Regions from separate parts of the Mus musculus genome. Here all the other regions are linked to region 1. Evidence: chromatin loops called from intact Hi-C (ENCODE). Cell type or tissue: gastrocnemius. All regions are shown on one strand. Each heading gives the region's core, and the rest is flanking DNA. Links, peaks and the distances in the headings are about the cores only. Region 1 holds the start of Msh3 (mutS homolog 3). Region 2 holds the start of Zfyve16 (zinc finger, FYVE domain containing 16). Region 3 has its middle 26 kb from the start of Gm41018.

The links. Hi-C counts contacts between places; a loop is a spot of excess contacts. Peaks named below come from ENCODE experiments on the same cell type or tissue, not always from the same donor. Only the 100,000 strongest peaks of a DNase experiment are listed, where the experiment ranks them.
Region 2: it touches region 1 in a loop (5-fold over the local background); 3 of 42 quality-filtered maps call a loop at or near these places.
Region 3: a loop joins it to region 1, with 4 times the contacts of the local background. A loop is called at or near these places in 16 of 42 quality-filtered maps.

Annotation. Positions count from the first base shown.
Region 1 is chr13:92,349,911-92,360,274 of GRCm38, forward strand. It overlaps Msh3 (mutS homolog 3), which reads right to left and starts at 5,093. Exons shown (of 24, transcript NM_010829.2): 1 at 4,853-5,093; 2 at 3,315-3,432; 3 at 1,321-1,541. The coding sequence starts at 4,990. It overlaps Dhfr (dihydrofolate reductase), which reads left to right and starts at 4,873. Exons shown (of 6, transcript NM_010049.3): 1 at 4,873-5,434; 2 at 5,740-5,789; 3 at 8,017-8,122. The coding sequence starts at 5,349. It also overlaps the pseudogene Gm19308. In gastrocnemius, for the core only: CTCF peaks have their summits at 4,842 and 7,928 (motif pointing right); DNase peaks (open chromatin) are centred at 4,814, 5,153 and 5,531; H3K4me3 peaks cover 1,852 bases; H3K27ac peaks cover 1,812 bases.
Region 2 is chr13:92,525,648-92,536,011 of GRCm38, forward strand. It overlaps Zfyve16 (zinc finger, FYVE domain containing 16), which reads right to left and starts at 5,163. Exons shown (of 18, transcript NM_173392.4): 1 at 5,052-5,163. In gastrocnemius, for the core only: no CTCF peak of the experiment used is centred there; a DNase peak (open chromatin) is centred at 5,223; H3K4me3 peaks cover 2,265 bases; H3K27ac peaks cover 2,675 bases.
Region 3 is chr13:92,728,463-92,738,826 of GRCm38, forward strand. No RefSeq gene overlaps it. Among named protein-coding and RNA genes, the nearest start is that of Gm41018, 26 kb to the left of the region's middle. In gastrocnemius, for the core only: a CTCF peak has its summit at 5,080; DNase peaks (open chromatin) are centred at 3,522, 4,316, 4,620, 4,991 and 4 more places; H3K4me3 peaks cover 1,296 bases; H3K27ac peaks cover 998 bases.

The DNA.
Region 1 (10,364 bases), core at 1-8,000:
ACGGCAGCAGCATCCCATATGCTAAATGACAGGAGGAAGAGAGCGGAGCACTGGCCCTCACCTGCTCCTGACTAGGGAAGACTGCAGATGTGTCTCACGCCCTGCACCTGCCTTCCCTCTGATGGACCAGACCCTCAAACTGTGCGCTAAAATAAAGCTGTCCTTAAACTGATTTTGTCAGACAGTTCATCTCAGCAAAAGAAAGGCCATTAGTCCACAAACAAGCCTCCAAAAGAAGAAGTGCAGACTCGTGGCAAGAGAAATGTGGTTTATTGAATCAGAATACAATTATCTTTAATTTTTATGAGATTTTTCCCTTTTGTTTTTATGGTTTTATATAAATCCAAGGATGCTATATAACATAAAATTTAATTCCCATTCACAAAAACTACATTTTTAGAAAAAGTACACATTTATGGAATAAGATAGACTTCCTCCCCCCAAAAATTTATCAGTGTGATACTAACAAATTGATATTAAACAATTTTTAAAACTATGAAGACAGAAATATTTCTCAGACCTATTATGCTTTTATATCCCTAGAGCCAGCACAGTGAACTCAACTGTGAATTCAGGAAACCTGTCACGAGCCCTGGTGCTGCTGGCTCTGCACTGACTGCCCCACAATATGGTAGCTTTTAACCACTCACTTGCATCCTATGACCCCCACCAGCTCATCAATCCAGGTAAGGTGTCCAACACCTTTAGCTTAGCCCCAGCACTTAGAAGACAGAGGTTGATAGGTCCCTGTTAGTTCAAGGGCAGCCAGGGTTGTATGTGAGACCCTGTCTCAAAGAAAATACAACAGCAATGGCCTATTGCCTGTAATAACATCCACTTAGTTCCCTGGCTTCCAGGGAAACTTCTGTCTGGTTACTTCGAGTTCGCAACATTGTTGCAATGCAGAGCTGGTCACCATCTATATAAAGCCTATACTCATTTGCTTTACCTCTGAACTGACTGTATCTGCCAAGCCTTCAACTGAAAAAACCACGTATATGATGCCCACTGGGATTCCCCATGCAAAATATGTAAACTGCCAATGAGAAGCAACCCCACATGAATGTTCCTAACCCACACAGTACAGCAGGACTGCCTGTAGGTGTTGTGTCTTAATACAAAACCAACTACTCTCCCCCAAATAAAAGTAAAACTCTTAAATGCTGAAAAGAAGCAAGAAAAGCTAAGACACAAATGTTCTCTCATCTAGCAAGGATGACTGGATATGGAAACCATTTATTTTCCTGTGTAACCTCAAAGAAGCGAAAAGTACTTCAGAACCCAGGTGACTAGTTATTCACCTACGCAGCAGTTACATACTTTCTGATTAGCCTGAGATTTGGAATCTTCGGACAAAACCGCATTCTTTGCACGTTGCAGAGTGATATCTTCAAAATCAGTACACCTTGGCAGAACTTCAAGTCTCTCCCGAAGAGCTTCTGTCTGGACTCTGTTTTGAGGGAGGGCAGAATCACAGCAGAATTCTTTCAACTTTTCCAGGGACTTTAAAACAATCCTGGGCCTCAGACATTTCTTTGCCTCTTGGGAAATATGAAGAAAAAAACACACCAATAGTATTTTGGCTTCACTAGGACAATTCATAACTTGCATAGAATTTTTCAGAAGGACATTCCCATTGGAGCAATGCACCTAGCTATAATGTGATAAAGAACACCATGTTCAAGGTAAAGATGACCCATTTAAGCATACATATAATTTCATTCACTGATGAAATCCACAGAGAAGTATAGTCAAAGAGGCTGGCAAGATGGCTCTGCAGGAATGGTGTCACCAAGTTGATGACCTATGTTCTGTGATGACCAGAAACAACAAGATGGGGGGAGAAAGCCAACTCCTTCGAGCTATGCTCTGACCTCTACACATATATGGCTCCCATGCACAGATGCGCGCGCGCGCGCACACACACACACACACACACACACACAATAAACACACAATAAAAGAATAAGCAGTGCAATTTTAATTTTAAAAAGCAGAACTCTAGTGGAACTCTGCTTCTTGTTTCTTTGCGTATAATGACAGACAGGCCAGGTATATGAAGCTAGACAGGGAACTGATGTATAGTCACTAATTCAGTACACAAGAGTCACACCCAATCCTTAGAAAAGCAAAAAGCCAATTCAATTGGCAACACAAAATGCTTAAGTCTCAGAATGGGGCCACCATGGAGTCTGGAAAGCTCTGAAATAAAAAGAACTGATTCAAAGTAAACTGAGCCTACATTCTTCTCACCCTTCAAGCTCTGAGAGCCTTTCTCCCACTCAGCACGGACTAGAGACTTCTCTGGAAAGGTGTAATATGCAGAATTTCTGGTTATAAACTATCCCAGGAAAATGATAAGAGCCAAAGCTGACTGGATGCAGAAATAAAAGGGATGAAAAAGTCAAAATGGTAGATGCAGGAGACAAGATGGTCATGAGCAGGGTTAGAGGTATAGGTCATGAAGAGGCTCTGTTCACCAGTACAGCTCTTGAAGTCAAACATGAAAGAGTTAAGATAGATAATAAGAAGGCTCGCTGGGGCAGGGAAAGGTGGCGCACACCTTTACTCCCAGCACTTAAGAGGCAAAGGCAGGTGGATTTCTGAGTTCGAGGCCAGCCTGGTCTACAGAATAGCCAGGGCTATATAGAGAAACCCTGTCTCCAACAACAACAGCAGCAAAGGCTCATTGGGGACTGGAAGAGAGCTTCCTAGGTAAGAGTGCTTACCAACAAGTCTTAGAAGCTGAGTTCAAAGCCAGAACTCACACAACGTAAGGAGAGAAATAACTCATGCAAATTGTCCTCTGACCTCTTTTACCTATGTACTATGACACACACAAATAAATGTGATAAATAGATCATTAGCAAATGTTTCATCTTTATAACCAAGATTTAAAACATAACATGGCAGGAGAGATTGTCCAGTGGTTAGTGCACATACCACCCTTCCATCAGAGAACCTGAATTGCCAGCAACCACATCAGATGGCTGATAACCACCTGTGACTCCAGCTCTCAGAGGATTACATGCCTCGTGCCTATGCAGGCATCTACACTCACAACACACACACACACACACACTCGCAAAACACACATACACACTTTTTAAAAAATACAGCAATAGTGAACAAAAGAGAAAGTTGGAAGAACTACTAAGAGAACTGAGCTCCTCTGTGGGCCTAGCCTCTCAACCAGCAGCTGAGGAGCAGCAGGGCTCCTTCCCTACACAGGAAAACAAAGCTCAGCACTCCCATGATCCCCTCTGCCTTCTGGGGAAGCCAGCAGCTGAGAATACTTAGTCTCTGGCACTCACCAGGGTGGTGAGCTGCTACTGAGATGTTTTCTTCCTCCTTCTCTGGAACTTTCCTTGCTTTTTTCTTAGTGGGCCCACCATTTCCCAGTGACCTCTTCCTGCTGTCACCTTCTGTCACCTGTATCGGGAAGGTTGGAAATGGTGTATTAACACTATTCTAAAGCTTGAAGTCTCTGGAGTTATTTAACCTTGCTGCAGAATGATAGTAAGTTCCTGCCTGCCACTCTACTTTTTACTCTGAAAAGGCTGTTGGGGGTGACTGTTTTTGCCATCAGAGACAGAAACTGGCAGGAACAGTCTCTCATTACCTCACATTCTACTAAAATTATGTGGAATTCTCTACTTTCCTACTCATATGTTAAATAAAATACTTCTACAAGATCAATTTTAAAAAATCTATTTTCAAAATGCAAAATTATAGAAGGAAGAGGAGTAATAAACGACCAATGTATTTCCTGTTTCAAAGCTTCCATTCACTATTAAAAGATGTCCTGAGACTATCTGTTGGCAGATAATCTATGAAAAACTTAAAACTTTTGCCTAATATCCTCTCAGTGGTGAGTGCAAAATGAATCTTAGTGAATGTACAGAAATAAAAAAAAAGCCTTAAAAAGAGAGAGTAGAGCATTAGTCAGTATTGGAAAGAAATATAAATGAAATGGGTTAAGATTCTTAAACTGATTTGCAACTGCAGTAAAATACAGGAGATGCCCGTTACAATCACCTTCTACATCTTCAGTCTGGGAAATGACCGAGGCCTTAACTCACCCTGAACAAGTGTGACACATTGCCAGCTAGTGTGGGAAACATCCTTGGGCCTGTGTTTGTGGCAGTATCACGATGGGGTTTTGGTTTTGTTTCTCTTTGCTTTGCTTTGAACTATCTGATGGGCTGCAAGCAACAGGAAGTAGCCAACTATAAGCATGTACAGAAACTTCATCCATCTAAATGCTTACACTGGAAATCTGTACAGTAAAACGATATTCTGGCACGGGGATCAGAAAGACAGAGCACATGGTTTTGAATTCTGAGAAACTAGCCTTAATGACAGCTTTCTTCTAGTCAGCCAAGCAAGCATATGTAAATAAAGCTCCTCTTCAACCATCAATACAGTAGGGAAAATGTAAAGGAAAGAATGAAGAACAGAGGTTAAAAAACGCATCCTGGGCCGGCCGGCCAGTCCTCGCCATTCACCACGATAGAAGTTTCTGGCTCGGGTTCCGGCTACCGACTGGAAGCACCAAGACCTCAAATCTATTACCGCTGGTCGGGTAAAAAAGTCAACTAAAACAAGGACCAGAAGAAGCCGCCACCTTAAGCCTTCCCTGGCCCCGCCCCTTAGCCCTACCCACCATTAATAAGCTCTCCATAAGGCCTCCGCTTCCGGCCACGACGGCTACGCACCCGCCCCACCCTGACCCCGCCCCTAGCGGTCCGGCCCCACCCCGCCCTCTAGCTCCGCCCCGTCCCAGACAGAACCCGCCCGGGACGGCCTTCGCCTAGGTGGACGCTAGGGGCGCCGCGGAGCCGTACTTTACCTTCTCTGCTGGCTCCGTGGAGGACGCGCTGGATCTTAGGCTTCCCGCAGACCTGAAGAACCGGCTTAGAACCGTTTGCCTCCCCGGGCCTGGGCCGGCGGCAGTAGAGCCTCCCGACGCGGATTTCCCGCGGGGCATTGCAGTGTGCAGAAGAGCCGGCCTGCTAGGAGCGCGAGCGCGCGGCCGCACTTTCTCGCGCCTGCGCGCGCGCACGCCTCAACCTGTGCGGGACCGGCCTTGGGGGCGGAGCCTTAGCTACACAAATAGAATGCGCGGCGGGCCTTGGTGGGGGCGGGGCCTTAGCTGCACAAATAGGATGCGCGGCGGGCCTTGGTAGGGGCGGAGCCTTAGCTGCACAAATAGGATGCGCGGCGGGCCTTGGTGGGGGCGGGGCCTAAGCTGCGCAAGTGGTACACAGCTCAGGGCTGCGATTTCGCGCCAAACTTGACGGCAATCCTAGCGTGAAGGCTGGTAGGATTTTATCCCCGCTGCCATCATGGTTCGACCATTGAACTGCATCGTCGCCGTGTCCCAAAATATGGGGATTGGCAAGAACGGAGACCTACCCTGGCCTCCGCTCAGGTATTGGCCGGGCTGGGCTCGGGAAACTGAGGCGGTTCACTGAGTAGGGTCATGCACTTGGCTTGGACGCGCGGGACGGGCGTGAGCGGTAGGCCTACCGGCCTCAGCCAGAGACCAAGCTACCGGTTCCCGCGGTGATCCCCCTGCTGTGCCAGCCTTTGCTCACAGGCTCCCTGGCCGGGAGCAAAGTCCTGTCCTTGAGCGGGCAGCAACACCACCCCCCACACCCACACCGGACTTGCACCTTTCGTCGCTGAATGGAGCCTGAGCATACATGACGGGTTAACTGTTTCTCTAACTTTCAGGAACGAGTTCAAGTACTTCCAAAGAATGACCACAACCTCTTCAGTGGAAGGTAATGTAGAGTAATTAAGTCATGAGAATTATGTTTGCTTGAAGCAAGATTTACATGGTAGAGGTATGAGTAGAAAGTCTCCCCTGGGAATCTGGGATCTCTGTTTCTTGCTAGAAATTTTTGTGCGATTCCCAGATTTTATTAAACATCCTCTTAGAATACTCTATGTTTGAAATTTTGTTAGCAAGTGCATATAGCTCGAATATAACTGGGCAGAATCGGCAGCAAAATTTAGCACTTTGAATAGAGACCTGAGCCGGTATTTAGAATTGTTACTGAAAGACAGAAGACTTGAGTAAATGGAGAAAAATGCAGGGGAGAAGAGGCTAAAAATAATTTAAATCTGTTGGCTTTAGGAAGACACGGTGGGATGAAGGCTGTGGTCTTCAGTGAGGCAGTCTGGGTGACTGACTTTAAAAGAATGGGGAGTGGTGTGCAATAATTATAAGGCAGTTTCCCATTACTTGTGATTGTAAGGACATTCGCTGTAATTCTTCCTAACAGACATGTTTGCTTATTGCTTATCATTGTAGGAGAGGAGGGCAGAGCTGATGGGAAAAAGAAGTCAGCAGTGTAGATGTTGAACATTAGTAGAGAACATAGTAGGTCACTGTGTAGACAGGTTGACAAATGCCATCTTGGGGGCGTGGCACAAAACATGCACACAAGCCACCTATTCATGTTCTCTACTGAGTAGCCTGGCGTTGGGATTAATGAGTCTGATGGCCAGCTGTGCTGCTCTTTCTACGATGACTCCTCAGTTCTTAGAGGGCACACTGTGAGCAATCTCAGCACAGCAAGATTTGTTACACATCAGCTGCACCTCCAGCTCCTTGCCATTGTGGACCAGAAAGTTCTAGAGCCGCTAGGCAGCATGTGCTTGGCTTTCTTGTTGTTCCTGTAACCAATGTTGGTCATCAGGATCTGGCCCTTGAATCTTCTCTGTACCCCGCTGTCAGTGCCTCTGGGTTTCCAGTTTCCCTTAATTTTCACGTATCAGTCTGACTGGTGTCTGATGAACTTCTTGGTCCTCTTTTTGATGATCTTGGGCTTCACCAGAGGCCGGCGAACAGCCATGATGCAGCAAAACAGATGGCAGCCACCTTGTAGGCAGTGCCAAAGAAGAGCTGCAGATGCCATCTTAACACAGTCTACTCTGAGTTCAAATCCTACTACCCGAATAAAAAGCTGGACACAGTGGCACATTTGTAATACCAGCATTAGGGAGGCACAGACAGAAAGATCTCTGGGGCTTGCTCTGTAGCCAATTTGTGGGCTCCAGGTTCAGTGAGAAAACTTGTCTCAAGAAGATAGATAAAGACACCCAGTCACACTGCCTGGCCTGTGCATATGGGTTACACAAAAATATAAAAGCTTTATATTTTTACCCAGTTTATGTTGGTTGTATCCATTTACCTTCTCACTCCCCCTGAGTCCCCTTCTCCTTCCCTAAGTCATGTTCTACTTGTTATTAATAACCCTGTGTGTGGCCATTGACTAGGATGTGAGCAATCTACAATCAGTCCAGACCAGAAGATGGGCTCTCCATCTCCCAGCAGCCATCAACACCAATACCTACTGGAGGGGCCTCAGGAACCCTCCTCCATACTTGAATTTTGCCTGGCTTGATCTTGTGCAGGAGCCAGATGAGAACTGATGCATACATATGTGAGCCCTGTCGTGGCCGAAAGTCAGCCTTTCACAGCTCTCTTCCCCTTCTACCAACTCTTACATGTTTTCTGCCCCTGTCTTCTGCAAAGGTCCCTGACCTCTGAATATAGATAGGTAGAGATGATCTTAAATATACATAGAGATAGGTATTATTTCTCTGGGATAGATGAATCAGAGACAAGTAGTTTAAGATGGTGAACACATTCAATCTCAAGAATTCCAGGATTAGAACCTGTTCTCCACTTTAGACACTAATAAAGCATGTAAGGATATCAAGTGAATTACAAAATCCAGTCAACCTGAGCCCTGTGGACTGAAATTATGCATGGTTGCAATGGATTAAAACCTAAGTAAAAGATATGAACTGCATGAGCCAAACTGAAAAATTGAACTATATTTAGTTAATGAGAACTAAATCTGAATTTTAGGTAAAGCTGTTTGTCTTAATTTTTCTAAAGGATGCCCACTAGATGTCACTATGACAATCGTCTTGCCTATGTATGTCACTGACAATATATGTGTATTTTCTGATAATCTTTTCTGCTTGGTATTATAGGTAAACAGAATCTGGTGATTATGGGTAGGAAAACCTGGTTCTCCATTCCTGAGAAGAATCGACCTTTAAAGGACAGAATTAATATAGTTCTCAGTAGAGAACTCAAGTAAGTGTTATAACATGAGCTCATTACAAGAAAAGTGATCTGTTTCCCAGGGCACAAATCAGTACATAACAGGATAAGGCAGAATGAACACCTGTGTGTGTGTGTGCGTGTGTGTGTGCGTGCACGAGTATGTAGGCAGGTACGCATGCATGTATCCATGCAAACAAACCTGAATGTTGCTCTTCTGTGTCCTTCCTGAGGGTCTGTCCACCTTGTTTTGTTGAGATGGGGTCTCTCGCTGGGGTCTGTATTCACCTATTAGTCTGGGTTAACTGACCAGTAAGTAAGATCCAGGAATCCTGTCTCTGCTGATCCACAGAGAGAATTATGGGTGCATAACACCAAGCCAGTCATCGTTTTTGAACCAGGTGCTGGGGATCAAACTTGGGTCCTCATACTTGCACAACAGATACTTTACAGTGTTATCCTCCCAGTGCCTTATAAATGACTCACTCACTGTCCAAACCAGTTGGTACTGTCAGAACTTACCCAACATACTTAAGAGACTTAGACGCTATCATCTGCTTAAGCCACTGAACCACACTACCTACTACAACAATAGAAACTGAGTGGCCACTTACACTATGGGGCAACTTAATTCTGTTCCTTTAAGTGCTTGATTTTATCACCTTAAGAATTAGAAAAAAATATGGAAACAGTTCTGCAGGTTCCTTTAAACCATTTTTCTATAGACCTAGCTCTCAGTTATAAGATTTATAACTGGTTTCTCGTTTCACAATCTAAAAGTGCCTATGTTTTTAGTTTCAGCGAATTGAAGTGGCTATCCCATTTTTGGAATCAATTCTAGACACAGTAAAATATGAAGGACTTGCAGAGACTGGTCATGGTCATGTACTCTATTGTCTCTAGTTAGTTACAATACCCAGATACTGTGTGTTCTTTGTACAGTGTCAGAGGTGAAGTAGTTCAGTGTATTAAAATGGCCCAGGAATCTTCAGGAGAAAGAGTGTCTGCAGTTGGTTTCTGCCAAGACATTTCATTTCCTCCAAAGTAACATTTGACTAGATGATTCCTTCTCTGTGACTGGAAATGTCCTAAGAACCTGAGGTGGTTGGGCTGAAGAAATAGCTCAGCAGTTTAAGAACACTAGCTGCTCTTCTAGAGGATCTGAGTTGGATTGCCAACACCCATGTGGCAGCTCACAACTGGCTCTAACTCCAATCCTAGATGGTACAGTGCCTTCTTCTGGCTTCCAAGGCTCCATGCTTTCATGCACATGGTGCACAGACACTCATGTAAGTGTTATAGACAAACACACAAAAGGTTAATGAAACTAACTTTTTTTTAAAAGGGACTGGAGGTGGTAGGGTACGTAAATAAGATTAGCTAGAAGTCAAATCTGGTCCTTTGACCTTGACCATGACTTTGAAATTGTTGTTGCTACTAGTCTTTACTTAATAAAATAACTTCCTGGATCTCAAAGGAGTTTTAGTTTGGATTTTTTTGATCAGCAGATGACAACAATCTAAGGGAAAGTTAGGACTCAGGATATTGACTATTCTTCCTTAACTTAATCCGTAGTCATCAGCAATGATGCACCATGTTAGAGGACCAGGCACTGCTTGTTTGAACTGCAGTCAAGAATGTCACTCCCACGTGTTTTATTCAGGACCCACCCAGAGAAGCACCCAGAGAAGCTATAGTTATATAAGAGCTTCATTGTAGGGGGTTGGCTTTCACGAATGGGAGGTGCAGTTACATGAATCCAAAACTGTGGAGAGCACACATCAGGGAGAGCAAGCTAGAACTTTCCAGGGGTGCTCTGGTCACTCTGGGAAGTCTGAGCTCTACCCTGAAGGCCTTTCGGTGGTTTAAACCAAAGTCCTCATAGATGTCACCACATCTGCAAGACAAGCATCGGAATGAGAAGTTAGAGCAGCCCTGGGAGGAAGAGAAAGCTCTCCCCATAGCTGCATGCTAAGAGATTCTTATGTAGGGTTCCTCCCACATGCCTCCTACAATGGCATAGGTTAAAAATTAGAAGAAAATACAAACATTTGCATTGGTTGCCTCTGCTGATGGGGACTATGTGATGTGCCTCTCACCATCTGCCTCCATCTTCATGCTGCTCCCTTTCTTGGTTGCTAGGATATTCTGGTGATCTCTCGCCTTGAAAAAAGTCTGCATTCATGGGCTATATTGCTATTCCCCAGGGCTTTTTAATAACATATTCTTGAATACTACTCAAATTTATTTATGGCCAGCTTGAGCTAAAATAAAC
Region 2 (10,364 bases), core at 978-8,977, 180 kb after region 1:
CTTCCAAAAGGGGAAACAAGCCTGAGAAAACTTCATTTGAAGGCAACGTTAAGAATTTTTTCCAGAATTCATGAAAAACTCAATGAGTAAAAATACATCATATCACAATAAAAAATAAACAGAAATTCACATTTTAGGCACATTCTAGGGAAACAACTAAACTCCAAAGATAGAGCAGCCAGAGAGAAAGGGTCATTTCCAAAGTTACAACAATTATGCTTATAATTATAACTGGATTAAACCAAGATACATTTCAGAAGTATTTTTCAGTAACAATATATGACATCCTGATTCAATAAAGTCTGTTAACTCTTGTTTCCATTGTCAAATATTCCTACCATTATACCATATACACAAAAATGTACACAAATACACATATTAAGGCAATAAAGGGAGTATGAAAGAGGAGGCAATGCAGGAAATAAGAAAACACCATAGCACGTTCTGAGAGAAAGAAGCATCTATGCAACTATGAAACAGGAACACAAAACCGCAGGGAAGGAACATATGGGGAACAGCAGCTGATCATAATGTCAGCAGGAGAAATCTTAAAAATTCAAGAGGCTTGAGGGACACAGTAAAAAGTCTGTTCATAAGACACACTAACAAGATTAAATGTATTTATTACAAAGAAGTAAAACTTGAAATCAACAGTTTAGACTTCTAATTGGGAAAGTATACTGAACAAACAATTCAATTTAGAATTTCTAATCCCAAATTAGAAATAGAAGTAAACTGAAAACTAAAGAATACTGAGGTTGTGGCTACGATCCACCTTATGAGGCATTTATTTATGCATTGTATTATATCTTTTTTTAAAGTTGTTATTTGCTTGGATTTTGACTGAGTCTCACTGAGCCCAGAATGTTCTTAACTCAATATATACCCAAAGATAACCTTGAACTCCTGACCGTCTTGCCTCTACTTCCTAGTACTCCTGTTACAGGCACAGATCACATCTACTTCTAGTAACAAATTCACTTCACTCCTAGACATTTAAAGTATTATTTCTATCATCTATGGAAGAATTTAGAAAGAGTTGCTGAATCATTTTCTGTGTTCTACGATTCAAACAGAAAGCCTAGACTTAAGATGAGAAGTCTACTCATAAGAGTCTGGGTAAGAAGAGCAAGAAAGGGTAACTGAGTTATTCATTATAAATCTCCAGTATCATTTAATCTTTATGTATGATATGGTTACCCCACCCCCTTTTTGCAAAAAGAGCTCACTATATAGCCCTGGTAGGCCTGGAACTTGCTATCGGGCTAGATTTGACTTGTGGAGATCTGCTTGCCTCTGCCTTTTGAATACTAGGGTTAAAGGTATATGCATCAGGCTAGTTATCCCTTTGACAAAAATAAAAAATAAAATTAAATATAATGGTAAAAAATAAACCAGGAGTGATGGCATATGCTTGTAATCCCAGCACTCAGGAAACAGACAGGAAGATCATAAATTCAAGACCAACCAGTCTGACCTACATAGCAAATTCTAGGCTAGCCAGCACTATATAGTGAGACACTGTCTCACAAAACCAGTAAATGAATAAGTACATACATATTTAAAAGAGTAAAGGGCTGGAGAGATGGCTCAGCGGTTAAGAGCACTGACTGTTTTCCAGAGGTCCTGAGTTCAAGTCCCAGCAACCACACGGTGGCTCACAACCATCCGTATGAGATCTGATGCCCTCTTCTGGGGTGTCTGAAGACAGCTACAGTGTACTTACATAAAATAAATAAATTAATTAAAAAAAAGAGTAAAGAACTTTGAATATAGAATGCATAAAAGATCTATCATCAGGTAGTGGTAGCATGTACCTTTAATCCTAGCACTTGGGAGGCAGAGGCAGATGGATCTCTGAGTTTGAAGCCAACCTGGTCTACAAAACAAGTTCCAGGACAGCCAGGTCTACACAGAAAAACCCTGTCTTGAAAAATAAAAAACAAAAACAAAAACAAAACAAAAAACCCAACAAAAGTTCTGTACTGGCTAGTAGTGTGTCAACTTGACACAGGCTGGAGTTATCACAGAGAAAGAAGCTTCAGTTGGGGAAGTGCCTCCATGAGATCCAACTGTAAGGCATTTTCTCAATTAGTGATCAAGGGGGAAAGGTCCCCTTGTGGGTGGTGCCATCTCTGGGCTGGTAGTCTTGGTTCTATAAGAGAGCAGGCTGAGCAAGCCAGGGGAAGCAAGCCAGTAAGGAACATCCCTCCATGGCCTCTGCATCAGCTACTGCTTCCTGACCTGCTTGAGTTCCAGTCCTGACATCCTTTGGTGATGAGCAGCAGTATGGAAGTGTAAGCTGAATAAACGCTTTCCTCCCCAACTTGCTTCTTGGTCATGATGTTTGTCCAAGAATAGAAACCCTGACTAAGACAAGTTCTCAAAACAGTTTTCACTAGCGAAAGTCAGAGGATTTTAAAAACAAATCAAAGATTCCATTAAAGAACATCTATTTGCAGAGTGTCTCAACATAACAACACACCAGTAAGCATATCATTTGAAGTGCCCAAAATACAGGAAACACCACAATTCAGCAATCTGTAAAAAGTAGGACAATGCAAATACTTTCCATTGAAACTCTTTAACATGAACTACTACTAAGCTGTGGATTTTCTCATTTAAACTAAACAGACTGTACTTTGTGGCCAGTAATCTATTATACATTGAAGAAACAAACACAATGTATGACGCAGTCTCTATTTAATGTTTGTGTGGATAAGTGTTGATAAGATTTGTTTTTAATCTCATGTATATCAGAGTGAGCTTTATTCAGTGACTTCTATGTATTTACTTGTGTGGATATGGCTGCCAGAAGAGGCCTTCCAGAAGCTAATTCTGTCCTCCATCATGCATGGAAGGGGTCTAACTCTTCAGGCTGTCAGGCTTTGGCTGCAAGGCTCCTTTACCCATTAAGCCCTCATGCCAGCCCGACAATGATTTGAGATATTTTTACTAATTTAACCATTTAAATACTCTCAGATTTCCAAACAAATTTTTGTAATATTTACTTTTAAAATGGTTTTAAAAGTCTCTTCATGGTTTTAAAAAGTTGGTAACAACAGGGACAATTAATAAGAAAATAAAACAATAAAACAAAAATACAACTTCTAGAATTGCTAAGGTGAGAGACAATGAGGACATAAACAGAGACCAAGGTGAAGATGAAACAGATAAGTAGCTCTTATCTGTACAGTAGTAGTCTCTTGGAGACGGAAACAAAGGGGAAGGCTGGCATTACCAACAGATCCCCACGCTGGGTGACTGGGGAAACCAATAGCAATGCATTGACCATCACAGGCAACTCAAGAGGAGCAGGAAGAAGGAAAACACCTTCTGGACTACTGCCTGAAGTACCTTGAGAACATCCCGGGGAAGATGTCCAAGACACTGTTGAATGTAAGAACCTGGAATACAGAGAGGATTCTGAGATAAAGATTTGTAAATCAGTAATGCACCACTGTGAATGGAAGCGACCTAGGAAAAGATACAGAAGAATATAGAAGCCTGACATGAAACAACTAATGATCCCTAAACCTGTGTGCATAAAGCTATGACCTGGGTTACACATACTTCTGTAGAACTATCCAATACACAACGCTGAAAGAAAGAAAATCACAAAACTCTGTACAACATAAATCCATTTTCCACAAAAATTGTTAAAATAGTATTAGCAAGGGGGAAAATACGGAGGAACAAGTACTAAACTAAATCTAGTGTAGGGATTATGTAAGCCTTTCAAAGCTAAATTATGTCTCTCTACATTTTACTTAAAAAGAGAAAAGGAGATAATTTTATTATTTTCCTTAAAAATGATATAAAATATTCTAACAATATAAAAATAATAAAAATATATTAGAAGGCAGTTGGACACTAGACTGTAAGGGGTATAAAATTGTGAAAGACAGTAATATGATCATGAAGAAAATGTTCAATGTACATTAGAATTAGAATTTAAAAACAACCAAGATTTTTTAATATAATAAAGTATTTGCTTCATTGTATGACTATTTTTAAGTGAATATGTGAAGAAAAAAAAGAATTTCCAGAGTTTTAATTTTCAAAATGGTAAATATTCTGCATTAACAATTACATTTTCTTGAATATTTTTCAATTGTCATTATCTTCAACCATATAGGATACTATGTGTAATTGGCATTATGACTGGGGACAAAAAAATTAGTTTTATTTGTAAGGTAGCTACTTCAAAAGATTGTTTTTGCTCATATTATTATGTGTATAGTAAAAAAATGTAATGGGTATATGTGTACAGCTTTTAAAAACATGGGAAAGGTGAGCAACACTCTTATCATTTTAAGTTTAAAATGCAACAGGGGCCAAAAAAAAAAAAAAAAAAAAAAAAAAAGGACAAAGAAAAATGTCAAAATGGTAAGCGGCTGGTTACTTTTGCACGGTGGAATGGTGACTAGCTCATTCCTAATTCCCTCCTCTAATTTTTAAATAGCTTGCCACTAAATGTGTAGTTTAATATCAAAGAGAAGGGGGAAAAAAGAAGTTATGTGAAAAATCGGACAGACACGATCAAACCACTAAACTTTTGCCAACTCGAGAAATGCCAAACTCAGCCGAGTAAGTGACGGAACCGGATGACATCACCAACTTATTCTTTGAATTAAAAGATGAAGTTAATATTTAAATTTACGGGCTGGTTTTCTGACATGGCTAACCAAGAACATGAGTCTGGAATGTAACAAATTGCAATCACGGTCGCACAAACAGGTTAACTGTTAAAAGTTAAGGTCATCTCTTCAGAGGCACCAAAGACAGCGAGCGAACACTGAGGCATCAGTGAAACGGAGGAGGCGGCGACAACAGGCGCCGCGGGGACTCGCGGGATCCAGTGCGGCCCGACCCGGCCCAGCCCAGCCCGCGATGGGGTCGGGTATCTCGGCCGCACAGAGCCCAGGGTGGCAGGCGGGTCCCGGAGGAAGGCGAGGCCGGGCCGTCGCAGCCTAGCGAGTCCGAGGCCGCCCCGCCCCTCCGCCCGCAGTACGCTGAGGAGAGGCCGGTGGCGGCTCCGAGGCTCTTACCTCCCCACACCCCGCCGAGCTCTCGGGGACTCGACGCGACGCCGCAGTGAGGCGTGAAGAGTAACCCGGCCACGACACCCAGGACAGCGCGACGCCAGCCTAGAGCTCGTCCCCAGCCGACCTAGCAGAGAAGGGCGCAGGCGCAGAGAATGCTTCCCGCTGCCACGCCCCCTCCGGGAGGCTTGATCTATGCGCATGCGCGCTGCTCGGGTCCGAGCCAGTCCACGCGGGCGCGCCGGAAGTGGCCAGGCGACTCCGTTGGGATCCTGCGCTCGGACGCTGTTCCAAGGACGCTCTTCTGCTGGCCTCAGGAGGTGACTAGTGCCACAGCTCAGCTGACCCGGCACTCCGGTTTGCACCAGCCAAATCCAGCGGCCGACACTGTATCTCACCTCCGGGCAGCTCCTAAATGCCGGTCCTTGGGTGAGCGGATTGGCCGACGCCGCCCTGCACTTCTGGCTGTACTTCTGCATTTCCAACCCTCTGTAGCCTCCAGAGCGGCTGCTGTCTAAAACCAGAAGCCAGCTACCCTCTCGGAAGGAGATGCCCGATGCCTCGCGCGCGCTCTCTGCTTCGGCCTTCGCATTTTCACCACGAGTTTTCTAAAATTCAAAGAGAGCGAAGAGAAAATTAGTATCCGGACCAGCTTGGGGACTGCTGGCTCGCCTAGGCTTTCGAGAGATTACAAGCGTTATCGCTGCTGTGATTTGTACTCAAGAGACTTCACAGTCAGAGCTCAGGTCCTCAATTCAGTAATTGGCAACTGTAGTTTATCTTTCAGAGATTCTGCATCTCTACTTCTGGTTCCCCTTCTAAACTCTGATTTTTGCCAAGAGCAAAACTTTTGGTTGTGTAAGGTGACTGGCCTGTTCTTTGACAGACAATGCAAAAGAGATGCTTCGCTTACATTAGCTAATTAATCTTAAGAATAATTCCACAAGGGCTGGAGAGATGGCTCAGCCGTTAAAGGCTAGTCTCACAACCAAAAATATAAGAATAATTCTACAAAGTACAGTGTGTATTTTCACTTTTATACGTTGGACACTGTCACAGATAAAATGGGGCCGTCGTCTTTTTGGAACCTCAATTCAGAAGCAGTGGCTTGTGCATACAAATTAGGGGCAAAAGTATATAGTACAATGTAAGGACAAATAAGAGTTATTTTAAATGAACAAAACAACATTTTAAAGTATATGCAAATCAGTTCACAAAATAGCATGTCTACCACATTTTATTGATGTTCAAACTTAATATAGCAGAAACAGTGTATTCTCCATAAATCTGTTTTACCAATTTGCTTAATTTATAGATGAATTCATTGGTGAGAATAGTGTGGATACTCTCATATCCTGGTGTGGATATAAGTTAACACAAATTCACATATAAAGTAGGACTTTTGAAAGAACCTGCTTAGTAGCCAGGTACAGTAGCCCAAATTCCCTCCCCAGGAACACCTGTAAGGAGAAGCAAGGTAAAGACAGAACTTCCAGAAGGAAAGACAGAAACCAATGGGGACCTGAGAGGGAGAGCAGTCTGTCTGTCTTTCTTGCCTCACTCCTATTCTTGAAGTATGTTCTTGATATTGAAACTATGAATCCAGTCCCCTATTTCCTCCTTCTTTTTTCACTACCTGAATTTGAATTCTAGTTCTGCCACTCATTAGCTTTGTTACTGAAAGCTAGACACTCTCTTAGTAAGAGTATGATACGAATAATGTGTAACCTGAGATATCCACATAGCACAATTGAATCACTGATGATCCTATTGGCTCAGTCCTTTTCATGAATTGTTGGATTCTATTCATGTTGGTATGTTTTATGGTTTGTGTATGCTCAGCTCAGGGAGTGGCACGATTAGAAAGTTTGGCCCTATTGGAGTAGGTGTGGCCTTGCTGGAGTAGGTGTGTCAATGTGAGTGTGGGCATTTAACATCCTCAATCTAGCTGCCTAGAAGTCAGTCTTCCACTAGCAGCCTTCAGATGAAGATGTAGAACTCTCAGCTCCGCCTGCATCACTTCTGCCTAGATGCTGCCATGTCCCTGCCTTAATGTTAATGGACTGAATCTCTGAACCTGTAAGCCAGCCCCAATTAAATGTTGTCTCTATAAGAGTTGCCGTGGTCATGGTGTCTTTCACAGCAACAAAGCCATAACTAAGACAGTATACCAGTGCTCTATGACTGTGGCATATCAATAGCCTTCAGGCATATTTTAAAATGGACTTTCTGGGGCTGGAGAGGTGGCTCATCACGTAGTAGCTCTTTCAGAGGATCCAGGTTCAAGGCTCAGAACTTACAAGGCAGCACATAACAAATAGTGAGGGGATCCAACACCATGGGCACACAAGCTGCAGAGACATACAGCAGGCAAAACACTCATAAAAGAAAAACTCTTTTAAAAGCTGATTTTGTTAACATAGAACAACTCTTGACAGCTTTTCTATGTGGCTGGTGCCTTAGAAAGACCTAGATGTCTTAGTTCTGGTTCTTTTTGTTGTTTGTTTCTCCAGACCTGATCTAAAATAGCAATAGTGCCAAGGTTAATTTAACTAGCAAGTGGTTTAAAACCAATGCTTTCAATTCCAGGTCCCTCTTTCTTTCTTTCTTTCTTCCTTTCTTTCTTTCTTTTTTTTTTTTTTTTTTTTTTTGGTTTGCTGTGTGAGTGTGTGTGTGTGTGTGTGTGTGTGTGTGTGATATTGATATTGTTCTTTTGTTTTTTTGCTATTCTTTTGTTTTTTGAGATGGTGTGTGTGTGTGTGTGTGTGTGTGTGTGTGTGTGTGTGTAACCTTGGCAGCTGTCCTGGAACTCACTGTGTAGACCAGGTTGCCAATGAACTGAGAGATCTGCCTGCCTCTGCCTTCTGATTGCTGAGGTTAAAGCCCTGCTCCACCACTGCCCAACCTGGCTTACTCCCTTTTCCTCTGGTGACAACAAGCACAAATCTGAGTTCAGAGAATCTCTTCACCAGTGCAAATTAAACTTTGTACCAAGCAGCAATACACAAGCAATTAAGGAGAGAGATGTCTACAATGGCTGTTTACAGAGCATACAGAGAACAGTGTTTCACACCTATGTGTGTGCGCAAGAGCCCGAGCATGCACATACACACACACACACACACACACACACACACACACACACACACACACACACAGTTGCTTACTATCAAGAATGCTTTACAAATAGGTGTCATTTATTTACCACCTACTGCATTTTAGCTCTGATCTATTAACTGATACAAGCATTTCCTAAGATAAACAGTCTTGCTCAACTGTGAACAAGCCTAGAGTTCTGGAACCCTCCCTGGTGTTGAGAGTGCCTGCCAAAGCTCAACAGCACATATTTGCAGAGGGCTTTCTCTGAACAATGCATTGAAGGGCACACTTCCTGCAAACAACCCGTTTCTCTTTACACAAGTGCTAGGATTTAGCATCAGCTGTTGAGAAAACTGCTTTTCTTCAGTTCTTGCAGGACAGTTGTGACACTTAAAGACAGTTCAAACGCCCAAAATTTCTTTGAGTGCATTTTGAAATCAATGACAAATGAGTAAGAATCACATGAGGATTTGTTGATAAATCTTATTTTTTTAAAAAAAAAAATCTATGCTTTGGACATCAATACTTGCTTGTATACCATAATCACACTATATTTCCTATCGAAGTCAGACTCATTGCAAAATCCTACAATGCTCTTATCTATTTATGGTTGATTTGTTTGTTTTGACAAGGTTGTACCCTATTGTCTAGACTAACTTCATACTTCTGCCTCAGCCTCCAAAGTGCTAAGATTACTGGTTGCATATTACTTTGTTAACAATAAATTAAAAGAAAAACCTATAGCAATGTTACTTTGTGACATCAATTGTTTTGTAATATGCGGATATGTTTGCCCAGTCAATCTGTTCTATAGCATATTAAGTTTAAGACTGACAGCTTTGTTTACTTGTGTCCTCCAGAACAATAAGGAAAACACACATGCTACTGAGAATTTAAAGGCCTTTCCTATACAAGTGCAATTGTACTTTGTATCACTCTTATTTGCTCTCAGTATTTTCTCTATGCACAGCACATTGTTATAGAAGTCACAGAGATTACCAACATGACTGATGGATGGCTTTAACACTAAAGGAAGTTTACAACCCACTCTGCCATTGTTTTATGGACTAGCATAATCATTTGAGAGACAACGGAAAAGGATACAAAATAATACACAGACTTTTAGTCAGTTAAACCTTCTGCAACTTTCTTTACTGGTTAAGAGAAGACAAGTGATGGTGAACTACAGTAAAAATGAAATGTTATAAAAGCAGGGGTGGGGTGCTGGAGAGGTGGCTCTGCAGTTAAGGGTCCTTGTTACTCTCCGAGAGGACCTGGGTTCAGTTCCCATCACCCACATGGTGGCTCAGAACCACTGTAACTCCAGTTCCAAGTTATCCGGTGCTGCCTTCTGCCCTCTCTCCACCAGTCATGCATGTGGTACACATACACACATGCAAGCAAACACCCACACACATGAAATGAAATAAAGAAATCTAAGAAAAAATTTACTGAAATTTCTTAGCAAAATTTGGGTTTTGATAATTGCTTTGAAAAATTACTTGTATCAACTTTGATCCTTAGATAGCTCAGTTTACAACTAAATGCTTTCAACACTTCTGGAAATTCATCTCGATTGTAATATTTTTGGAAAATGTATTCCTTAGATTAGCCAGTCATTCCTTGAATCAACAGCAGTTTTTAATCTTTTTGGAAAAACACCCAGAATCTTAATGATTTTAATCTTATGGGCTCAGTGGTAGAATTCTTGCCTAGCATGGATGAAACACTGCAGACTATTTAAGCACAGTAATGGGATAGAGCTGGGAGAGCTAAATTTATTTTAATATTACTCCCAAAGCCATTCCTTTTAATATATTCTTTTTGTTTGGTTGTTTGGTTGTTTGGTTGTTTGGTTGTTTGGTTGTTTGGTTGTTTGGTTGGTTGGTTGGTTGGTTGGTTGGTTGGTTTGGTTTGGTTTGGTTTGGTTTTGGAACAGGGTGTCTCTGTAGCCTTGTCTGTCCTGGAACTATCTATGTAGACCAGCCTGGCCTCAAACTCGGAGATCTGCTTGCCTCTACCTCCCAAAAAGTATGCACCACCACTGCCCAGCATACATATTTTTTTAAAAATGAGTCTTAGGAACTTACTACTTTGTTAGTTGGGAATGACCTATGAACTGTTCCTATTTTTTGTAATATTAATTTGTCTTTATTCTTGAGAATTTCATATACATACACAACGAAACATGGTCATGTCCATCCCCAAATTTCTCTATCC
Region 3 (10,364 bases), core at 1,438-9,437, 380 kb after region 1:
AGGGGAATGCCAGGGCCAGGAAGTAGGAGTGGGTGGCTTGGGGAGCGGGGGTGGGGGAGTGGGGGGGAGGGATAGGAGGTTTTTGGAGGGGAAACCAGAAAGGGGGATAACATTTGAAATGTAAATAATAATAATAATAGCAGTTCAGATTGGACATAGCAAGTGATACCTCAGGGTCATTGATAGGGAAGTGGATACTCACAGAAGGTAGATATCTGCCCAGCTGTAGTGCATAAGGCTTATTATAAATATACAGGTTGTATGTCTTTTATCTGGGAAGTGAATGGTAAAAGGCAGGGTAGGATCCCCCAACTGAGATTAATTATTTTTAACAAGTTTGTGTTAGTGATTTTGCTTTTTGTTTCTAACACCAGCATCAGGAAAACTAATACATCCTTGACTCTATAAATGCAAAATCATCTCCAGGACAGAAAATAAATACAAAACTAAAAGTAGGGGAGAAATCGACCTTGGTGGGTGGGGCCCTGGATTTGGTGCCCAACACTGCAACACCAACAAAATTATGGAGGTTCTGCAAGGCACATTACAGGAGAAACTGGAAGTGAAAAGCTAGGATGGATAAAATTGGAAAGTCAGATACCCTTGGGTAATTACCGGTTATGATCCATCCTTTTCCTTCATTGAGTCTATCAATCAGCATTTAGTCTGGGCTAGCTACCAGACGATCATTTTACCTGAACCCGCTCTGAGGGAGACATAAGCAGCAGCCTGCTGTACAAAAGAAACGGGCTCGGGGAGACTATGTCTGCATCTGTACTCACATAAGTCAGTGGCAGAGCAGACCCTCTGGACCTCGGCCTGTAACACCCCAGTTTCTGCCCACCCAGCTTTCTTTTTTACTGAGTTTTTAGTAGTAAGCTTGCTCATTGTTCCAAAGCGTTCACAAATTCCAGGAGACAAGAGCTGGAAGTGGCCCAGGTACCTCTAGGATATAGCATCCCCTGCTCCCAGGCCAAAGCCAATCGGGCCTATGAAGTGTGCCGTGGTGTACCAGCTAGTTTTGGCTACCTCGGGGCCAATGGAGTGATTTGTCAGTCTCTGGGCAGGTAAAGCACCTATTGATGGGCTCTGTTACTGAGCCTTGTCCCATGAGAAAGAGAAGTAGACCCTGGCTCTCAGCCTCTGCCTTACCCACCTAGGGTGGTCGGGCATGGGGATGAAGGTGCAGGTCCCAGGGACGTGAGTGCGGCATTCAGAGTGAAACCTCTGCTTTGGTTCTTGATGCTTTGGACTAGTGGTCTGTCCCACTCTCTTCCTGTGATAGGAGAGGATGCGGGCTTCATTTTCATTTCTATTTCTTCCCCCAGAAGCTGTCAACGGTCCAGACATGGGTCCAGATAAAATTCTCAGGGCAGGAAGGAATGGAAAACGTCTGGCTGTAACTCTGACAGGAAAGCCTGTTTTTAGAATTTAGAAAGGTGCATGCAACTCGCTTTTCTCCAAGTAGGACAGAGAGAAGCGCCAGGGAAGCCAAGAGGAAGGGCCTGCATCTCAACTAGCAACGTGGAGGCTTCTAGCCCCGCCCCGAGTTCGTCCACCCTCCCAGACTTCTGGGCACGGGTTTCCCAGAGGAAGCATGTTGATTTCTTTCACGTGTGTGTGGGATGGATGCCTTCTGTCCCTTTCAACGACTTTGTAACCAATTCTGCAGGACTTCCCGTAGGCTTTTCCTTTCTGTAATTTTCCCCACTGTCAGCAGTGGCGGAATTCTCACGGAAGATATTCTGAGGAGACACAGAAGAAAGCCCGGCATGGTGGTGTGGTAGATGCTGGCGATCTGCAGTGCCTGGAAGGTGGAGACAGAGGCATGGACAGCGAGATCTAGTCTCAAATAAAAGCCACTCGAGAGTTCTAAATGTCCTTGCCTGTAGAGGATAAATGAGCTTCTCTTGATACATTTTGTAATACTCTTGCCAGCACTCATAAACCTATCTGGCATTGAAATGAACTTGACCAAATGTCCCCATTAGACCTTTGAGGAGGCAAATGTATAATGAAATGATCAAAAAAGTCCTTTATGCAGCAAGCTCAGGAATTGTGTGTGTGTGTGTGTGTGTGTGTGTGTGCATGTACAGGTGGAGGACAGAAGATGTAATCAGCTCTCTTCCTCTGTCACTCAGTCTTTATTTTCTGTGGCAGGGTCTCTCTGAAACTCAGGACTTGTCAAGACTGGTTACTCTGTCTAGCCAACTTGCCCTGAAGTAATCCCCGCCTCTATCTCCTGAGAGCTGGGATTACAGTCAGCCACATGCCTGGACCCCAACTCCTATCTTCATGCATATATGGCAAGCACTTTATCTCCTAAACCATCCGCAGCCCAACCATCCCCATCTTGGGACTTTTTTTTTTTTCATTCTTTCCTTCAACAAAGTTATACAAAACACCATCTAAAAGCCAAATTCTAGCACCATGAAAACGGACAAGTCCTACACTCAGCTGCCCAGTCTTCTTGAAGAAATGGCCAACAGCAAGTCGTTGCAATGCGATTTAACAGGTACCGCAGCCTGCACAGCTATATGCTGAAAACTGAAATTGGGAGGAAGAGATTGAATTGGTGGCTGATGGCTTCAGAGCATATAATTAAAATAAGAATACAGTAGACACTCTTAATATATTCAGGGTAGTGAAAGGACCATGGAGTTTCACAGCATGGTTCAGTGCTTGGCTGGAGACTGAGCTAGACCTGGTCTGGAGTATTGTGTGCGTGTTAAGTTGTTCATTGCTAGGACAGATGCCTGACAGCAGTTACAAGGAGGAAAGATTTATTTTAGTCCATGGTTTCAGAGGTCCTTCATGGTTGGATCTGTTTATTCTGGTGAGAAGAATCATCATGAAGGTAGGGGCAGGTGGCAAAGGCTATTCTCGGTTGGGGACAGGGATGGAGAGAGGCAGGGAGAGACGGCAGAACAAGAAAGTACAGGGACAACTTTCAAAGGTAGGCTGCTGCAACTTCTCCCAGCTACGCCTCAGTTCCTCAAGTTCCCAGCACTTCCCCAAAAGACTAAGCATTAACACACCCACAGGAGATGTTTTCTATTCATAACACCACGCACACCAGGCAACAATGATCCTGCATAATATTTTATCAGCTTAGTTCCTCCTAGCCCCGCTCAATGGTGAAGTGTCTCTTGAAAATTATTTCAGTAAAACTCTCACATTGGTGCTGAGAACCATATTTATTATTATTATTATTATTATATTATATTATTATTATTATTATTATTATATTGGGTATGTAGATACAAGGAAGATGAGGGCAGTATACTTCTTGATTACTAACAAAGGAGTCCGGCCATCAAGCACAGCAGAAAGCTGTCCTCCAAGCAAAACAGCTGCCGTTATCATCAGCTCAGCTAGGCCTGCTTGAAAAGTCATTGCAGCTAGAACTGTTAACTGTTGGCATTCACCTTGTGGAAGGAGGGAGGGGGAGGCTCATTGGCTGTCACCTGTGTGTCTGGCTACCGCTCTCAGCCGTTGGAATACATTACACTGGTCATGCTGGGCGTGTGGAAGGGGTGGGAATCCAGTGAGGCGCTAGAGGTTGGGAAAGACTGATAGGAGAGCCTCTCTCTGAGCAGCCATGGCAGTTGTCATCCATGCTTGGCACAGACCTAATGGGCTGACTTAATGTCACCCATGCGCTGTAAATAAGCCTAATGAGCTCATTGGTCCCCCAGGGTGAACTTGGGCAGAATCTATCTTTGCCTTGTCATTGGGACTAGGGTAGACATTGTTTACACCTCTCAAAGGGAGGAATTCTCACCCAGATGGGGAACTGGATGGCTCCACCCCTCCACCCCAGCCTATGGAGGGAAGCAAGCTGCAGAGACATTTTCCTGCTCTATAAGATGGGATTTTGTGTCTACCCCATTCACTTGAAAACGGTGTGCACAACTCCTAGACAGGGCCACTTGACAGCAAGCTTCTGTGGATGGTCAACTTCGTATCAAGTGGAGTAGTGATCGATTGTGTATCTGAATTCACACCGTTTAGCAGCACAGAGAGGGTAGCTGGAAAAACCGGCACAGGGTGTGCTCGTCCAGGGTCAGTCCTGGGAACGCTGGGATGAAAGTCATGGGAGCTCACAGTCCAGTACCAAAGGCAACGGGCAAAGGCTGTGCAGATCAGCATGGCAGGCTGCAGGATTAACTTTCAGGGGCGGTGGAACCTGTGCAGACGTGAATACAAATCACAACTATACACTGCACAGATCGGAAAGTCATTTTCCAAACGGTGGACACTGATCCAGGTCTGAGAGCTGGGCCAGGCCAGGAGGTTGGGCAGGCTGGCAGGGAGCTGGATCTGATGTCGGACTCAGTCTTATTTTCACCACTTTCCTGAACATTCTAAAGTGAGTGGTAGGACCGTAGTAAGTATGGAGAAGAAAGAGAGCTGCTAATGAAAAATGAGTGCCCATGACTAGCTGCAGCCTGTGCTCAATGGTCAACTGACACTCTGCCTTTGACAAGAGGCAGATTCCATGAACTTAGAGACCCTGCCAGGAAAAAAAGCAATTAACCAGAAGGAATCCACCCCAGGCTTGGCCGGACCCTGTTGGAGCTGGAGTGGGTGAGGGAGGCGGGTAAGTCTAGCAAAGCCACAGGGAAAGGACTGTGGTGTTTTTCAGGTACATTCCTAGACAGGGCTGTCCTCGGCCACAGATCCCAGAGTCCCAACTGAAGATGAACTGCTGGGTCTGGCTTGAATACCCAGCTAAATGCCACCTAGTTTCCGAGGCTGTGTGCCACTGCTGCCGTGAGGAATGATGGGCAGGCCAAGTGACGTGGCTTTCTGGTCCATTTCTGCACAGTCTGGAACATCTAAGAGAACGTTACACTGGGCTCTAACCCAGCAGCTAGGCCAGGAGCCCAGCTTTCTATGTGAATGCATTTTGGGCTAAAGTTTCCTCCCGCTGTGCTGTCTAGCACTTCTTACTTGGACCAGTGACATCTGCATGATCGGGAAGCATGTGGGGCATGCAGAAGCTCTGCCTCCCTGTCTCTAGTCAGAATATGCATTCAGGGCAACCTGGCTGAGAGCCAGGGGGCGCCATAGAGCAAGGAGCGGCACCCATACTAGCAGACGTTCAGCCCCAGTCAAAAGCCGCTGGATCTGATGTTGGACTCTCTGCTTCAGAGACGAGGCTGGCCCACAGCAGGAGCCTGCAGGGGGCTTCCCTTCAATGGGGTGGGAGAGCAGAAATGGCAAGGACCCTCACAGCTGCTGGCAGAGAGCACCGATTTATGGGTCACTTTCGCTATTTCGAGCAAAAGAGGCCGAGCAAGAGTTTAAACCAGGGCAGCCTCCTCTAGGTATGTGGGGGCTTCATGAGTAAATCCCAGGAACTCGGTAGCAAGCAGAGGTCTCATTTCCATTTTCCAGATGGTTGAGGGATAGATAGGGCTGGGATGTTGCCAGCTGGCTGAACAAACTCGGGACCCTCTCTTTGCTCTATTGGTGCCAGCTGGTTCTTGGGCCAGAGATGCAAGCTGTGCCCAGGCACACGTCATTCCAGGTCCCCGGAGACATGCCAGGCACCGGCTGTTGGTCTTTCTCACCAGAGCCAAGGCCCAGCCGTGGGTCTTCTCTCATAGGCACCGATGACCACGACTCTTTCTCTCTTCTCCATCTTAATGACCGGTATCACTTCTCAGACCACACACCGCACCTCACATAATGCCGCAGATAGATGTTGGCTACAGAATGGCTCAGGCAGGAATAAAGAGGCTGCCGTGTTCAAGGAGCTCAGAGAGCTGATGTACTGGGACTCTCTGTAGGGGACCAGATAAAATGTCTAATGAATGCACAGAGCTGCCAAATACAGATCCAGATGATAGGCCGTTTGGAATTGCCACTTTGAAGCGGGCACCAGCAGGAGAAAGTGCGCCTGAGTTAGAGCCAGGGTCCTAGGCTGGGGTCCTCCACTGCGGCATTTCTCCAGAGTAAGGTTCACGACCCGCACTTCAGTGTGCTGGTCACGTGTCAGCCTTGGGGTGCTACCTTCAGAGGCCTGCCCCAGCTTGTACATGGTGTGGTTGGTGAGCATGTGTCTCTAGGCTTTCCAATATGATTGTTATAGTCACAGGTGTAACTACTGGCATTAATGATCAAATTGGATCTGGGCGAGCAGGCAGACAATGGGCTTTCCCTTGTATAGACAAGCAGAGAACCACTCACTCACTTACTCACTCACTCACTCACTCACATTCAAAATGGGGTAAAATCCAGTCCAAAAGTGTGGCCAAATTGATCACAGCACCCATTACTTTCATAGCTACAACCAGAGTGATTGGAGAAGAAGGCGGTGCCCTTTTCTTGTGGAACTCAAGGGACTTCTGCCCAGCCATTCTGGGACAGACACTTTGCCTGGCCCAGGTGAGCTCTGTTCTGGGGACTGATCGCCTTGTGGGCCCTACCAGGATGATACTGAACCTTCTGTATCTGTAACCTGGTGAAGGTTCTCCTTAGCTCTTGTCTTCTTGGAGGAAAGAATTCTGCCAAGCGACAGTATAAGCAGAAGTCTGTTTAGCAAAGCAAAGGAAAGTATCCTCGAGAGAGGCTGAAGGACCCAAAGGATCTTAGCAGCCCACTTTGTGGATTTTAAAGAAATTTCTATGAATATTTATGAGATGGGTGTCAAGGTGGTCCCTTTTTGCTTTCCAAATGGGTTGGACCAGATCTATCTTTTAAGTCCATGATCCTCTTAAAAAGCCCCTGCCTGAGGTGAGAGCTAAAACCATAATGCTAATTATATTATGTAATTAGCTTGTCTTTTGAGAATGCAGACCCTTGGTTAGTATGCATGCAGTTATGGAGATGCCCTGGTTTTAGTTTCTGATACCACAGAAAGAACCTGGATGTTTAACCATCATAGGGGCACCACGATCCCCAGAGACCTCTTCCCTCATCCCCGAGTCTACCTCCCCGCCTGACTGGAAGCAGATGCTGAAACTCAGCTGTAACTTCTATCTTGTCTGTCCTTGTGGGCCCTGCTCACACTGAATGGCTCTCCCAGGTTTTACTGTCCACGGTTGCTTGTTATTTCTTGAATGCTTATGTTTTATCTTCTATAGTTTCTGTTGAATGCATTATTTTTGGCTACCATCATTCTCCAAAATTGTTACCTGACTTACTCTCTTAGATGCCGCCTCCTGCTTTTGTGATACAGGTGTACACTTGACATTTTTCAGAGCGTATTACATTATAGTTCTGTGTGTGTGTGTGTGTATGTGTGTGTCTGTGTGTGTGGGTGCTTGTGTGTGTCTCTCTGTGTGTGTATGTGTGTGTGTGTTTGTGTGTGTGTCTGTGTTTCTATCCATCTCTTTGTCTCCTCTGAGCTGCTTTTACTCTGATTGGTCTTTTAGGGAGATGTATGAAAAGAGCCTAGCAAGTCCCCAGAGACTCTCAGTCTGTCACTTCATAATTGACTGCCACTACTGTGTGTGTGTTCTTTGTCCTATCTGTCCACCTCCTAAGTTTATGTTAGTTCTTTTGGCTAAGCTGATTGGTGAATGTGTTTAATTCTACGTGCCCTGTTATTTTGCTGGCCTTTTAGTCCCTTTGCTCCTTCTAGCTTTTTCTTCTCTTTCTTCTCTCTCTGAGATAAGTTTGCTATACATTTTTTGGGGGTGTGGCTTTTATTTTCATTTTCTCTAAATAATTTATTTTATTTCATCTTATTTAAATAATTTCTTAAAACAAATCCCAACACCGAATTATCAGGTCAAAAGCGGGTTGGCATTTTCAATGCTGTACTGGGCTGGCAATTCCTTAATGACGTCATCGGGGGGAACAAATGAAGATGGCTGCCCAGCACTTGGCTTTGGAGTCTTGTCTCCATAGTTGTTTTAATTCCTTGTCGCTGAAAAACTCCCAGACATAAAAAAAGACCCTTAAAATCCCTTTGTGCAAAGGCAAAACCATCCTGTGTTAGCTGGGGTCCTTAGCTGAGATGGTTGACTTCCTGAGGTTGTATACAAAGTGTTGTGAGCATAAGCACGTTAGCCAGGAGAGGGGCCGTGGCTTTCATTACAGTCTTAGAAAGATTTGATCTAAAAAGAGTAAGTGGTCTGATAGACCATCCTACCTCTAACTAGAGAAGAGGGGTAGCAATAGTAAGACTGTGGTGGAAGACAGCCTCGCTCTGAAATCTCACTGCCTGCCCCACTTCTTCTCTCCCTGTGTGAGTCAGGGAAGGTCATTAATCCTCTGAGCTGCCTGTCAAGTGGGGATGGGCACATGAGTCGCTGTTTCAGAGTTCTCTCACTAACTAAAGGAATCACACAGGTCTGGCACTTTAATAGTCCCTGGCACTTATCAAGTGTTTAGCGAAACAATGCCCACTGTTAGAAATGTCTAAGACGTCCTACTTCAGGTAGAAGAGAGCTCCCTGTCACTTGAGGTGTCTGTAAAGCAGGTGACAACTGTTGGGAAGGCTCTGGGGCATGCGGTGGGGGGTTGTGAGTGGTGAGGGGGGAGTGGATCTCTGAGCTGGGAAGGGATTGGTTTTGGCAAGCTGAGCGTGCCTGTGAATTGTATCTGCCCTCTGGGCAGGTGGCACATGGTGAGCCTCGCAGACCTCAGTCAGCCAGCAGGCGTGACAGCTGTGCTCGATGAGATGGAAACGCACTTCTGTGTAAGAAGGCTGTTTGCAGAGCCTGTTCCTGGCAGCTTTCCTCAGTGTGCAGAAAAATAGGGTGGAACACCCAAGTATGGCCTCATCAGGGCGAGTAGGGGTGGGCAGATCATCTTTGCCACCATCCACTCATGTAGGGTGTGCAGAGCAGACACTGGCTGCCTGCTGTCCCTTGCTTCACTGGGACAGTACAGGAGAAGGAGGAAAAAGACAAGGCATTGGTCGCAGGCCAGGGCTATGTGTGAGGGGAGTGGGTTAAGCAAGGAAATGAATGACCCAGTATTGATATCACTTCCTTACTCCACAGTTAGCATTTACTTATCGAACGGCTATACCATCTTGATGGTTAAGTTTTAAGTATCAATTTATGAGGGATTGCTTAAATCAAAGTGGCCTGTGAGCATGCCTGTGGGGGGCTGATTTGACTACCAATGTTAACTATTTAGACACAGCCCACTGTGGGCAGTACAATCCCCTAGGCAGAGGGGGTCCTAGACTGTAGAGAAAGAGACTGAGCAAGTGTGCCTTTATTCTTTCTCTGCTCTTGCCTGTGGAAGAGACTGTGTGCATTGTTTTTTTGTTTGTTTGTTTGTTTTGTTTTGAAACAGGCCATTGCCTGGAACTCAGTCTTTCTGCCTCAAGCTCTTGTGTCCTGGAGCTGTGGGCATACATCACTACACTTGGCTGATGGGCTGCTTTTGTTGGGACAGTAAGGCCTGTGTTAAAGATAAGGATGTCTTTGTTTCAGAGAGATGCTGAAAAGTGTGTGTGTGTGTGTGTGTGTGTGTGTGTGAGAGAGAGAGAGAGAGAGAGAGAGAGAGAGAACTCAAATTTGAGATTCCACAAGTCTGGCTTAAGTAAAATCTGGGTGAGTAATTCACTTGTGACTAGCTCCCTCAGAAGCAGACCTTGAGATAAGGATTTGCCTGAAACTCCTTTAGGCGCAGTTGCTAGAGTACCTGCCTGGTATGCACTCAGGCCCTAGGTTTGAACCCCAGTGCTGCAGGAATCAGATAGAGTTGCTTTGTGTATCCCATCTTCAGTTCCTTGTGAGTTCAAGACCAGCTTGGGACTCATGGACTCCTGTCTCAAAATACGGTGAAGGTAACTTCATTACTTAGGATATAGAGGAACCTTACGTAGAGGATGAGGAGGAAGGAATTCTCCTGAGGGCGACTGGAGGTTAACCATGCTGAAGGCACGTAGAACACTTTCCACAAAGTTCCCCCCCACAAACCAGCTCTCTTTAGTTCTGTGGGGGACCATCCAAGGGCTTGTGCTTCTCTGGTACTTGAGCATACTACCTGCACTGGCTATTTTTATGTGACCTTGACACAAGTTAGAGTCATCAAAATTTAGGGAGCCTTAATTGAGGAAGTGCCTTCATAAGATCCAGTTGTCAGGCATCTCCTTAATTAGTGGTCTAAGGGGGAGGGTCCAGTCCATTATGGGTGGTGCCACTCCTGGGTTGGTAGCCCTGAGCTCTATAAGGAAGCAGGATGAGCAAGCTATGAAGAGCAAGCTACTAAGCAGCACACTTCCATGGCCTCTGCATCAGCTCCTGCCTCCAGGTTCCTGCCCTGGCTTCCTTCAGTAATGAACTATGACGTGGAAGCATAAGACAAATAAACCCTTTCCTTCCCATGTTGCTTTGGTCAGGGTGTTTCATCATAGCAACAGCAACCTTAACTAGGAGACTACCTGAGCA